Linked DNA regions of Homo sapiens: region 2 is linked to region 1. The links are chromatin contacts, found by Hi-C or POLR2A ChIA-PET in ENCODE. All regions are on one chromosome and are shown on one strand. Each heading gives the region's core, a stretch centred on a gene start or an enhancer-like site at or near the end of the contact. The rest is flanking DNA. Distances are from core to core; before and after follow the strand shown. Region 1 overlaps PTBP3 (polypyrimidine tract binding protein 3). Region 2 overlaps SNX30 (sorting nexin family member 30).

Region 1 (7,115 bases), core at 3,315-5,814:
TGCCTGTAATCCAAGCTACTTGGGAGGGTGAGGCAGGAGAATTGCTTGAACCAGGGAGGCAGAGGTTGTAGTAAGCCAAGATTGTGCCACTGCACTCCAGCCTGGGCAATGGAGCAAGACTCCGTCTCAAAAAAAAAAAATCTTAACTTTTATAAAGTCTTCTCTTAGGATGCTAGAGATCTAGGTAGGTCTTTCTGGCTTCTTTTGATAAAATATATTAGGAGGCCAGATGCAGTGGCATACTCCTGTTATCTCAGCATTTCAAGAGGCTGAGGGGGGAGGATCACTTGTGTCCGGGAGTTCAAGACTAGCCTGAGCAACATAGTGAGAACTCGTCTCTACAAAAAATAAAAAATTAGCTGGGTGTGGTGGTGGGTGCCTATAGTCCCAGCTACTTGGGAGGCTGAGATGGGATGACTGCTTTGAGTCTGGGAGGTTGGCTGCAGTGAGCTATTGATGGCCCCACTGCACTCAGCCTTGCCAACACAGTGAGACCCTGTCTCAAAAAATAAAAGGGAAATATATTAGGGGTTAGATGTCAAACAGCTCACCAGATCAGTTACAGTGGCAAAACCAAAACTAAAACACATTAATTAAATCTTTCTGAATCTAGTTGGATGTAAAACTGTTCGGAAGGGTAAAATTTACTTGAAAACATGTTTTTTTGTTTGTTTTTTTTTGGTCAGTGAAATATTTTTCCTGTAGATATGCCGTGGTCAGGACAATGCAATATATGCACATGTAAGAGTTTCATGTTGAAACTCAGTCCATGGTATCTTGGGTTCTTTATAAGAGGGCCTTACTTATTGGCTAGAATAATCTGCTGACTTAAGAAAAGAATTGGTTGCTAGCTCCTTGCTCAATTATAATAATTTTTGAAACACTCCTGGGTAACTGGTACAAAGTACATTAACCAGATACCAGAAACCCCTCCTCATACTCTTTCAGTTACCTCCTTCCCAAAGGTAACTATCCTGTTTCTGAACTTGATGTACATAAAATTATATAGTGTTTGTACGTGGCTTCCTTTGTTCAGCATCACATCTGTGAGATTCTTCCATGCAGTGGAATGAGCTTCATTTTGTTCAGTTGCATTACTATATTCTACTATAGAACTCTATCATTATGAAATCTATCCCTAATAATGCCTTTTGCCCTAAAGTGTACTTTGTCTAACATTAATGTAGTTAATAACAGTTTTATTTTGAAGACAATCTCTTAACAGGTTAGAATGTGACATTTGTATTCTGCAGGAATAAGGACTGAGCAGATAATTCTCTAATTTTAGGCACAGAATAATGATAGAGATGCTTATCAAGTGATTAGAGGGCAATTTATTCCAAAAGAAATATTGAGTTTTTCCTGTTACCCTGTCTATATCCTTAGAACAAATATAGGGGTAAAAAAATTGAGAAGGCTGGGCACAGTGGCTCACCCCTGTAATCCCAGTGCTTCCTACTGTAATCTGAGAAGGGAGGATCGCTCGAGCCCAAGACTTCAAGACTAGCCTAAGGAACAAAGTGAGACCCAGTTTCTACAAAAGTAAAAAGTAAAAAACTTAGCCAGGCACATACCTGTAGTCCCACTTACTTGGGAGCCTGAGGCAGAAGGAAGGCTTGAGCCCAGGAGTTTGAGGCTGCTTCAGCCTGGGCAACACAGTGAGACTCTGTCTCAAAACAAAACAAAAACAGAAAGAAAAATAAAAAAATAGACATTATGAATCTGCTAGGAACATTAGAATCATTACTTTTCTGGTTTCTTTATACTAGTAGAGTTGGAAACTCTACATCAGAACCCAGTGGCTCCAGAATGTGGTAATTCCAGCAAAATTATTACTAGAGTTTTATCACTTCAGCATAAACTGTTTTGATAAAAAACACACAAAGGAAAGTGATGAATTCCCATTATAGGTTGAAATAGACAACAGGAAAAAAAGCTTTGATGTAGAAACAGTAAGACTACAAATAGGTCTATCACTCCTAACTATACCTAACCCAGCATCCCAGTTCATTTATCACAAATGTTAGACATTAAATACTGGGCACAGCTTGTCTGACGATGTCCTCTTATTTCTACAATTGTTTTTTTAAGTAATGGCATTTGTCTTAGAAATAATCATTGCTCTGATATGGCTATTTATCTCTAAGAGTAAAAAGGACAAATTATGGCAGGGTCTATATTCCTACATATTCACAACTAGCTGTAGGATAGTTATAGCCATATGTATTCTGAGAAGTGCCTCAGAGAGGCCTCATGATCCATTTTTGGGGATTCCTATTGAAGGCAGGAGTTCAAAAGTAACGTGTTTAATTTGTGGATTTAGGCTGACATATCTACTACATTACACATTTCTAAAAGGTAAGTCACCACGTGCTTAACTCTATATTTTTCCCAACACCTAGCTCAAGTGCTGGTACAATCAGTACTCGGTGAACTGAATGAATAAAACAGTGCTATGGGGCTGAATTTTGTGTCCCCCTTCCCAAATTCCTACGTTGAAGTCCTAATCCCCAGAATCGCAGAATGTAACCACATTCAGAGACAGACTCTTTAAGGAATTAGGGTAAAATGAGATAATATGAGTAAGCCCTCATCTTTGACTGATGTCCTTATAAGAAGAGATTAGGACATGGACACACTCAGAAGAGCGAGCTTGTAGAAGGCGCAAGGAAAAGACAGCTATCTACAAACCAAGGAAAGGCATTGGAAGAAATCAACACTGCTGACACCTTGATCGTGGCCTGCGAGCCTCCATGAACTGTGAGAAACTCATTTCTGGTGTCTAAGCCACCTAGTCTGTGGGACTTTTTTATGGCAGTCCTAGCAAACTCATACAAACAGTAACTACATTTTTTGTTAGTTTTCTGAAATTTAAAATGTGAAACGACATTAAAAAATTTTTCAGAAGTAGATAAGGCATTTTTACCCTTCATCAGAAACATTCTCACCACTTACTCAATGTCTTTACGTTGCAGTGAGGTATGATCATGTGGCTTTTAGGAGAAAACATAAGCACTCCAATACTGTGTACAGATCTTCAAGATCATAACCTTAGCAGCACTTGGAAGTCTGAAACTGCAACACCTGGGTGCAATAGAGTGCACTGGACCAAGTCACAGAGACCTGGGCTTCCTTGCTGTTAACTGGAAATTGAACTAGGTGGTCTCTTGGGTCACTGACATGACTTAATGATGGTTATAACCCCTCTGCTGAGTAAATAAGCATTTCACAGTCAATCGAGTTTATAAAAGCCTAATATAGTCATACAGTTATTTTATCTTTTCCTGATAAAAATGCCTCATGTAAAAATACCTATTTATTTTCCCAGTATTTATGGAGACCACAGATTTTACAGGTAAGCCAGCAAAGATTAGTAGTGATTACCTAATTTTCTATTCCATTCAAAATAAATTCCCACTTCCAGGAGACTAAAATATACAATGAACGCTAAGTCTAGACTTCTGCAATCCAACAATTCTTTAAAGATCTGAGAAGTAAAACGTTTGTCTAAGGAAAAGGAATGTAGCATCAGCTAGTATCTGTGCTACCTTTTTAAAGAGGACACAAATTTGGTTTGAGATCACACCTTGTGTCTCAAAGTGTATGTATACTAATGCCGTAGGGAAGCCAAATACTGAACAAAACTGGAAATAGTGTTCCAACTGTAGTTTGGCACTGCACATATGGGGAGAAAGAGAGAAAGAAAAAGGAGAGTGAGTGTGCAAGCAAGAAAGCATGCCGCCATGCCCCTGCATTACGGGGCAGTGCCAGAGAAGGTGCATCATAGGAAGATTAGGAAAGCACTTTGCTCCTCAAAACGAGAATTATTCCTAAATGAAGACAGAGACAGTTAATAGATTTTGTGTTTTTCCCATTTTGAACATTGTTTGAATATGTGCTCACTATTCACTAACCATGACACGTTTAGATGGATGGCTATGGAAAAGAAAAGAAAATAGGACATCATTAGAATTACAGGTAAGACAAAGGGAAACCCAAAGTACAGACAAGAACACAGAAAAATTTTAAGAGAGTACAGATGTCATGACATTTATTAAAAGGCATGCTACAATGCTATATTTGTTAGGAAAAGAGATTAGAGATATCAAGTAATAGTCAGCAAATATACAAACTGAACGAAAATGGAATATACTGTAGTGTACAGAAGCTTGAATTAACCATGCACTACGCATTTAGAAAATATGTTTTTTAATATTTTATCTTCTCTTTGCATTTATAACATAATTCACTTCAACAATCACAGACTCCTTTTTTTCCAATGCCACAGACTGTTACAAATGAAAGCTGGTACTGCTGCTTATCCAAAATATACAAGACAATTGATGTTTTATATAAAACCACTTTATAAGTTCATTTGTTCCCAAAAACCTTTTTTTCTTTTTTGGCCTTGTTAAAAAAAATGTTGTTACAAATATTTACAGCATTTTCTTCTGTTAGACGAACATTCTTAAAAACTGAAAAGGGGAATTTTGATGAACAGACCACGTAAAACACCAGACAATGTCAGAGGCTCCTAGCTGTGCTATTTTTTTTTTCTTAGATACAGTACTGAAAATGCCCATCAAACTCGTCATCCTAATCCATTCTGTTCACACTGAAACTCACATTTTCTCTAAGTAGTCTATTCAGCAGTAGAAATTGAAAGTAAAGGCCGCTCTGCACTGGTTCTTCTTTCAGAAAGGAGCTTGGGGAAAATGCAAAATGCTTTACAGAGAGGAGTTAAAACCACAACAGTCAGTCTTTGGTCAGAGCAATGAGGTGACACTTTGATGCAAAACTTTGCTTGGTCAGCAATCTTTATAACTGGTACTTTCTGGATATGGGATGAATTTTTAAAAGATCTGGGAAACAACAGTAAGGGGGAAAAAAGGCCAGAGTATGATTTTTTTAATGGCATCAAAAAAATAGCTATTTAAATATTTGTTATTACAACTACTACATAGATCCAAGAAGTGAAAATAATACAACAACAAATCAGTTGACAATGCTGATTTAAGCATGCCATAGGCATCTTTCAATTATGACTATGATCACCAAGGTCACTGGACCAGACAAATATCCCTGTTCTCTGGAACATATGCCTCAGGTTACAAAAACTAAGGAAACTACCACAAAGATTTTGAGCAGCTCTATTCTTGGACCTGCACAATGCTCTACAATGAATATTATGTGATAAAGGCAAAAGTGTAACTGAGACTTTATTTATAGTTACAATTCTTTGCTTGGATGAATAGTTGGTGGGACAACATTCTTTTAAAACTATATAGTACATATTTCCTGAAAACCAGAATACTGATACTACTTTAGTCTCAAATAGGAAGAAAAGGTCAATTAAGACTACTGAAGAAGGCACATAAACTTTGGTCCTGTTTTTTCTCCCACTATAAAACCCCTCAAACTAAGATTTTAATAATTTTCTATATTTTAAACCACTCACAACTAGCTGTTAAAATTTGCTCTGAAAAAAGACTGCTAATAGTCTTGTAGATAACAACACAACTCTTTTAAAAGACAGCTGAGTTATATTTTCAAATTTTGTGCAATCTAAATTGTATTTCTTTCAGCACAATAGTAGAGTATTTTGAGTCTGGCAGTTTTGTTCTCATTAACAGATCAAGACAAAGGAAAGGCTAAGAAAAATGCTTTACGCATCGTCACGCTGTCTCTTTTTGGTTTTAAAAATAGCAGTACACATTAGGTTTTCTAAGGGATAGGTGGGGAAAAACACATGTACTTTTGTCAATTTTTTGTCCAAAAATATCTCGTGGGAACAGAAGAGAAACTGCATGACAATATGCTAAACATGTAAGCACTGCTGACTGATGGCACGGAGACACTGAAAAGAACAGAGAGCCAGGCGTGGTGGCTCATGCCTGTAATCCCAGCACTGTGGGGAGGTGGAAGCAGGAGAATCACTTGAGCCCAGGAGTTGGCGAGACCCCTAAAAATAAAATAAAGTAAAATAAAAAGAAATTGAGCAGAGGCATTCATAGGAGCCACTTCTCATCAACTAAAACAGAACCCATGATTATCATACTAGGTGGAGCCAAAGAAGGCCTCACTGTCATAAGGGAACAGGCAGGCATAAATGATATCTCCAAAAACTGAGCTCAGCAACTTTTAACAGTAAATCAGAAACATTACTTCAAATAATTGATTTCAATATTTAGTCTTAAAGAATTTATGGCATTCTGTAAGAGCTGCTGGGTAATTCTGATACTCTCCAGTAAGTATCAATTAAGATACTGGGTCATTTTTCTATTTGTATGTTACACAAAACACATTTTACTGCTATGCAAATTATTCAAATCTCAAAGTAAATCATTTTGGTGTAATTCGCTACTGTTAAATGTGTACTGCTATTTTTTAAAGTCCTGAATATATATACTTTGTGTAGAAGTCAAGACACCTTGAAAAGTGATGACAATACTCCTTAAAAATAAAATAAACTTAAAAATAGGATACTACGGTAGATCAACAGAGAAAAACCATTGCTAGAAGATACTGAATAAATGCATGCCAAAACAGAGATACACAGATCTAGTTTTTCCACCATCCTGATATTTTTTAATCTTTTTTTTACAAAAACTATGCCAACACAAATACTGTAGACCTCTATAATTCAAACAGCAAATAGCTTAATATGGACAACATCCATGTGCTACAGCTAATTTTAGACACAAACTGATGGTTTCAAACATGCTATTTTAAAACAAGAACATCCCACATCTCCAAATCTTAATTTGGTTAATTTTGTCAATAAATTAAAATGTATGTAATGTGCATATGTATATACAACTTTAGAAGAGTGTATTTATGTATATACACTTATCTACACACACACACATTCACACACACACACAAACACACCCCTACACAAATCCCTGAAAAGGATTCAAATGTTCTCTCTCAGACTTAAAAGGCCATTCCCTACTTCAAAGTTACATTCAACACCACTATGATCCCCTTCCGTTATTAGCAACTTTGCTACACTTATGCTGAATGTTATGAGAATCATGAATTAATAAATTACACAGTAATTCCTAACTTAAAGTAAATGAAATAATCCAATTTAACATGGCACTGAAAATTAT
Region 2 (7,009 bases), core at 457-2,956, 570 kb after region 1:
TGAGCCACTGCACCTGGCCGGGAACTTTCTTTTTACTTCTTAATTTTACTTAGAGATTTAAATGGAATGGCTGATATGAGTGATGCCAGTAAATATTTTGGTAGTTTTGGACATGAGTATCTTCAACAGTGGTTGAAGTAATGTATATTAATGTAATATAGTGTAATGAAGTAATGTTATTAATGTAATAAATTGTATTGATAAATTTCCTAATGTTAAATCATTCTTGCTTCCCTGGAATACATTTGACTTGATCCTGGTATATATTTTTTTTCCAAAAATTCTTTTAGTGTACTGTTAGTTGTTACTTTATTAATGATGTTTATGCTTGTTCTCAGTTTTCTTTTTTGTCCTAATATTTTGATACCGGATATAGATAGTCATCATGAAATGATTTGAAAGGTTTCTGCATTTTAAAATTATGTCTTAGAATATTTGAATAAAGTAGGACTTACTCTTTGAAGGTTCATGAGTGCTCACTGTGAAACACTTGGGACCCAGCTTACCTCTTCGTGGATGTTCTCTGACAACAGTTTTGTGGTTATTTATCTGTTTAGGTTTTTTCTCTCTATTTAATTTCACCTTGATCACATAATTTTTCCTAGAAAGCCAGCTAGCTCATATAGATGTCCAAATTTGTTGGCATAGTTATTCACAGCACAACCTTTTAATTTACAATCATACATAGACACAAGTTCTAAATAGTTATTGCCTGTTCCCTTTTTCCATTTTCCTCTTTTTTTATTTTTTATTGAGACAGCATCTCTCTCCGTCGCCCAGCCTGGAGTACAATGGTGCGATCTCTGCTCACTGCAACCTCTGCCTCCTAGGTTCAAGCAATTCTCATGCCTCAGCCTCCTGAGTAGCTGTGACTACAGGCTTGAGCCACCACGCCTGGCTAACTTTTTGTATTTTTACTAGAGACAGGGTTTCCCCATGCTGCTCAGGCTGGTCTTGAGCTCCTGGGCTCAAGCAATCCACCTGCCTCGGTCTCCCAAAGTGCTGGGATTATAGGTTTGAGGCCACTACACCTGGGCCATTTTCCTTTTTCTATATTGTTCAGATTTCCTAAGTTTTAGTTTATCTGATTCATCTTTCAGAAGAATTAAATTTTGCTTTTGTTTATAACTTTTGTTCTTTTCTGTTTTAATTTATGCTTTCATTTTTAGATTCTCTTTCCACTTTCTTTAGGCTTTTTTTTTTCTTTTTCTTTTAATGGGAACACAGAGTAAGTCTGGCCTAAAGGGTTCTGTTTTATGGGCTTCATCTTTTTCAAATGCATGTTTATCTGTTATTGAGGACTCTTGCTTTTTTTGTGTTTTGGTTTTCTTAGGTCTGAGTGATGAGCTAATGCCATTTTGAGTTGTTTTTATGGTTTACTTGCCTCTGATGAGATAATAATTCAGACCTGCTATTTGCCCCCATCAGAACAAGTGGATTATATTGGATCCTCTGTGTTTCTACTTGATGTTGTTAGCATTGTCTTAGATCCATAGATTACTAGTTATCTGTCAGATGGGAAAGAAGCCTGGCTTTCTCTGTGTTTTAGCTGCTCCCCCCATCTCAGTAGAGCTCAGTCCCCCCAGCATTTGCAGTCTGGCCTGCTTTGGGCTTGTTGGACACACCCCAGGGCAGCCAACCCAGATGCCTTCATGTTCCTATGAGCTGCTGCTTCCATCTCTACCCATCATGCGGGGGGAGAAGGCCATGTGGGCGGGGTGCCCTCTGCTGGTGGCCCACACTTGGTGTATTTGCCTGTGCTTGGCATCCCCTTGGTCACAGTCACAGCAGCCAACTCCTTGGTGGTCCTGGATTGCCCCACTGCCAAACCTTCCATGTCCTCTACTCCCCACTGACAATCACACTTTCAAATTAGCGTGCGTGTAAAGGGGGTTCAAGGACATTTTCTACTTATTAAGTAACCTCAATAACCTGAAGTAACTTCGGTGACATGGGTTAGATTCCTCTGGGTTCTTTTTTCAGTTGTGGCCCAGGTAGAACCAGTAGACAGCCTTTGAGACCTTTGGCATTTGGATGGCACCCTTTCCTCATTTCCAGTATTGATATGACTCCAGTCACTGTTTTTCTTGTTCTTTTTACCTCCACTGTTTTTTGTTTTTTTTTTTTTCTTTCATTCTCTAGGTTAAATTAGTATCTGGAGGGTGGAAAAAGGGAGAACGCAGAGGCTTGTGTTCAACTCACTGAGTTTATCTAGAGGTCTAGCTTTCTAATTTTTTAAACAAGTGTGTCACATTACACATACAAACATGACCGCTTCCTGGTTATTGAGCCTTTGGGATTTTTCTAGGTTTCACTCTGTGTTCTTTGTATCATGAACATCTTTGAACAGAACATTTTTGAGATTATCCCTTTGAGTTTATTCTCCAAAGTGGGCTTAGCTTTAGTTTTACAACAAAATCAACAATCAAGAATATTCAGTTTGTATAGAACACATTCATTCATTTTTTTTCTTTTTTTTTGAGATGGAGTCTTGCTCTTGTCGCATAGGTTGGAGTGCAGTGGCGTGATCTCAGGTCACTGCACCCGCCGCCTCCCAAGTTCAAGCAGTTCTCCTGCCTCAGCCTCCTGAGTAGCGGGGATTACAGACGTGTGCCAACACCCCTGGCTAATTTTTGTATTTTTAGTAGAGATGGGGTTTTACCATGTTGGTCAGGTTGGTCTTGAACTCCTGACCTCGTGATCCACCCGCCTCGACCTCCCAAAGTGCTGGGATTACAGGTGTGAGCCACTGCGCGTGGCCAACACATTCTTTAAGCATCTGCTGTGTACCTGGCACGAGGGGGGTAAATTAAGAAAAGTAATATGCAGTCTGTGTATTCAGAGAGCCATCATTTTACCCTTAACGTAAAGATGCCTTGAGAGGCTTTGTCAGGCTCCTCTGAGACTAGATCATTCACTTGCCCATATTCCTCCAATAGAATCAAAAAGAGAAATTAGATTGTTTTAGCATAACTTATTTTTATTAAAACTATATTGGCTCCTAGTCTATACCACTCTCTTCATAAATCATATGTTTAATGTAATATAAAATTTTGCCAGTGATTTATGTTAATTTAATATTCTGTCTTGTGGCTGGCTGACCATAATGGTGTATCTTAAAATTGAAATTCTTTGAACCAGAGGAGTTTGTAAAGCAACCTCACTCTGCATCTGTCTTCCTAGGGTAAAGTAAAAGTGGGAAGGAGTAAGAAATGCTCTTATAATGGAAACCTACATGGTGAAAATTGGTATTTTGCAACAATGGGGAGTTTTCATTATTAATCAACTATGTAGTTGTAACTCTTCACAAAGGCTATTCTGGATATCCTTTGTTATAATAAAATCATTAAGAAAATATATTTGAGGCCCCAACTGTGGGTCTCAATGCAATTTTTATTTTTTAGCAATTATTGTGTGTCTGCTATGAACCCAGCCTCATAGTTTATAAGAGGATGCAAGAATACTTACAAGCACGTGTGTGTGTGTCTGTGTGTGTGTGTATGAGAGAGAGAGAATAGTGATACAGCACCAGCCATGTACCACACACTATTCCAACTGCTTCCATATACTAACTAACTCAATCCCACTATACCCATTTTATAAATGAGGACATCGGGGCTTAGATTAAGAAGCTTGCTTAAGTTGCACTGGTAGTAATTAGTGGTACTGGGATTCAGAACTGGGCAGTCTGGCTCAGGTTAGCCTCAGTTGCTTGTCCTTCCACAGACATTTATTGAGTACTTTTGATAGGCAAGGGATTGAATTTGGTCGTTTCTAAGATTCATTCATTCATGAAATACTGAGTACCTACCATGGGCCAGGGTAGCATAGGAGGGAAGAATCTGGAGTATGTGGCAAGGTCTGATTGACTGACTCTCCCCTCCCTCACTCCCAACAACTGATTCGAGAACTAACTTCATACTGTCTGGCCAAGACATTTCAGATCTTTATGTGGGCTGTTCCTGGAAGGTTATTGGCTGAGGTTCCCAGGGCAAATGTTAGGGGAGTTGGCTTGAAGTCACTACCCGACCTGGGGAGACAGAAAGATAATCACACACACACACTCACAGTACAGTCACACACACACACACACACACACACACACACGCACACATGATGAGCAAGGCACAGTTGCAGTCACTGGGGACTTACAGTGTTTGTGGATAAGTTTGATATATAAATAAATGATTAAAACTACAAAATGCTTCAGTGGAGGTGTCTTCAAAGTATTGAGAAGGGTGTGAGTAATTCTACCAGGGAGTGGGTCAAGGAAAGCGTTAAAGGAGAGGGGATTCAAGCAGATTCCTGGAAGATATTTGGAGATTATTATGTACAGCAGGGGAGCTTTTCCAGCAAAGATAAGGGGCATGAAACTGCTGGGTGGTTCCTGAGAACTGGTCCCTCGGATGTGGAAGGAGGTGGTAAGAAAGGAGGCTGCTGAGATCAAACCAGGCCAGATTGTGGGAAACCACTGTCTGAGCTGATTTTGGCATCTCTGCCTTAAGATTGTGAATTCTTTTTCTTTTGTGCAGTGTCTGTCCACTGACAGAGCTGTTCGGAGGCCCGGTGTGCTAGTGTTGATAAAATGTTAAGGGAGGGCCCCTGTGATGCCTAGCATGGCATCCTGCCTGAGGTCAGTGTTTAAATGTTTACTGAAATAACCAAGACATGATGTTTATCCTGGAGTTCCAGAGAAGATGTTGTCCCCCTACAAATCCCCAGACACTGGGGTGTGGACGCCGTGTGTCCCGTGGTACCAGTACATTGAAAAGGCAGTCCCATCAGTGGCTGCTGCTGTAGTTGGACTCTGCAGTCACGTCCACACTGAGAGGGGCTGTTGAAGGTATGACGTCCCAGCTGATGAGCTTGTCCATCTGCCCTGTAGTCAGAAGCATAACGGAAGAGAAGCGGAGGGGGGAGGTCTATTGCCATGAGTACCTTCTGTGAAAAATGGTACCCTTTTAGTAATTACAGTTTTTTTGATATTGCGTAGGTATGTGATTAAATGATCTGTGGTCAGCAGAAATGGGAGTTGAAGGTGCTTTTTCTGTGTACTTTCCATTACCCCCCAAGTTGGGTGACATTGCCCTTGACCCCAGGCCACACTTCTTCACTCCGCCGTGTCCCATTGCCCTTCCCAGATGTCCCGTCATCAGCTAGAGCTCATGGATGTGACTGCTAGGTTAACCTCTAATTTCCTGTACGTTCTCTTGCATGGGGGCTAGGTCATAACTCACCTGCAAAACTCCAAGAGGAGAGAATATAGGGAAAGCACCCCCTCCTCCCCAGCCTGTGATCTGATGGCCCACAGGTCACCCAGGCTCTTCCCATGGTGTCATGTCACTTTCTTGCCATATTCTTTAGTCTCTGTTTCCCAGTTATTCCAAAGCGATATTCAGAGGCCTTCACATCTGCTGCTAGGCAGGGCTCTGTTCTGTTACCAAACCTCCAAACCAAACAAGATAACTAACTAGGCCTTCTTAGTTTCACAGCCATTTTTTGAATACTGTAGGGACATAATTTATTCATTGGCTTCTTACCAAGACCAAAGAGCGAGGTCTGCAATTTAAAAAATCTATCTTTCCCTTCCTTTCCTGGCATTTGTCCCACTGACTACCCTCCTACCCACTACTCTCTTTTAAAAACGTCATAGAAAATTTTAAGCATATAGAAAAGGGAAGAGAATTGTATAATGAACCTGCAGGTACCAGCTTCAATGGTGATCAGCTTGGGCATCTTGTATCATTTATATCCCCACCTACTCATCCTTAATTATTTTGAAGCAAATGCCATTTTATTTTATTCATAAATATTTTAGTATATAATTTTAAAAGATGAAGATTTTGTAAAATCATACTTCCATTATCATACCCAGTGATTCCTTAATATCAATATTCAAATTTCCCTAAATATCTCAAAATCTTTATCTTTTTGTATCTTGTTTTAATGGAATTGGTTGATCTCTTAAGTTTCTTTACATTTATAGGTGCTTGCGCTCTCTCTTCTTTTCTTTTTCTTTTTCTTTTTTTTTTTTTTTTGAGATGGAGTCTTGCTCTGTCGCCCAGACTGGAGTGCAGTGGCATGATCCCGGCTCACTGCAACCTCTGCCTGCCGGGGTTCAAGCAATTCTCCTGCCTCAGCCCCCCGAGTAGGCGCACGCCACCGTGCCCAGCTAATATTGGTATTTTTTTTTTTTTTTTTTTTAGTAGAGACGATTTCACCATGTTGGCCAGGCTGGTCTTGAACTCCTGACCTCAAGTGATCTGCCTGCCTTCGCCTCCCAAAGTGCTGTAATTACAGGCGTGAGGCACTGCGCGCCCAGCCAGGTTTCTTAATGTTTACCTGGGCCCACGTGGTGGTCTTGACAAAGTGGGAAAAACGGAGTATGCTCACAGGGAGCTTTCCTTGTTGAGGTTTGTTTTTTTTTTTTTCTTTTTTTTTTTTTTTTTTTATTATACTCTAAGTTTTAGGGTACATGTGCACATTGTGCAGGTTAGTTACATATGTATACATGTGCCATGCTGGTGCACTGCACCCACTAATGTGTCATCTAGCATTAGGTATATCTCCCAATGCTATCCCTCCCCCCTCCCCCGACCCCACCACAGTCCCCAGAGTGTGATATTCCCCTTCCTGTGTCCATGTGATCTCATTGTTCAATTCCCACCTATGAGTGAGAATATGCGGTGTTTGGTTTTTTGTTCTTGCGATAGTTTACTGAGAATGATGGTTTCCAATTTCATCCATGTCCCTACAAAGGATATGAACTCATCATTTTTTATGGCTGCATAGTATTCCATGGTGTATATGTGCCACATTTTCTTAATCCAGTCTATCATTGTTGGACATTTGGGTTGGTTCCAAGTCTTTGCTATTGTGAATAGTGCCGCAATAAACATACGTGTGCATGTGTCTTTATAGCAGCATGATTTATACTCATTTGGGTATATACCCAGTAATGGGATGGCTGGGTCAAATGGTATTTCTAGTTCTAGATCCCTGAGGAATC

The links. Hi-C counts contacts between places; a loop is a spot of excess contacts on that map. ChIA-PET counts read pairs that join two places held with the same protein, here RNA polymerase II (POLR2A). Pooled maps may share reads with other maps.
Region 2: a loop to region 1 is called in a pooled map, with 5 times the contacts of the local background. The contact joins two enhancer-like sites. A Hi-C loop is called at or near these places in 3 of 37 single-sample maps with no recorded cell type and 4 of 50 pooled maps. POLR2A ChIA-PET finds 5 or more read pairs at or near these places in 1 of 52 experiments (activated T-cell).

The regions. Positions count from the first base shown.
Region 1 is chr9:112,214,412-112,221,526 of GRCh38, forward strand. PTBP3 (polypyrimidine tract binding protein 3) reads right to left here. Exons shown (of 14, transcript NM_001163788.4): 14 at 4,024-7,115. Among named protein-coding and RNA genes, the nearest start is that of SUSD1, 43 kb to the left of the region's middle. RefSeq lists an enhancer at 4,743-4,792. Within about 2 kb of position 4,565, at least 2 of the 41 ENCODE cell types and tissues checked have a DNase peak (open chromatin) inside an H3K27ac peak, as active enhancers do.
Region 2 is chr9:112,791,690-112,798,698 of GRCh38, forward strand. The region is part of intron 1 of SNX30 (sorting nexin family member 30); the gene reads left to right. Among named protein-coding and RNA genes, the nearest start is that of SNX30, 44 kb to the left of the region's middle. RefSeq lists an enhancer at 3,820-4,114. Within about 2 kb of position 1,707, at least 2 of the 41 ENCODE cell types and tissues checked have a DNase peak (open chromatin) inside an H3K27ac peak, as active enhancers do.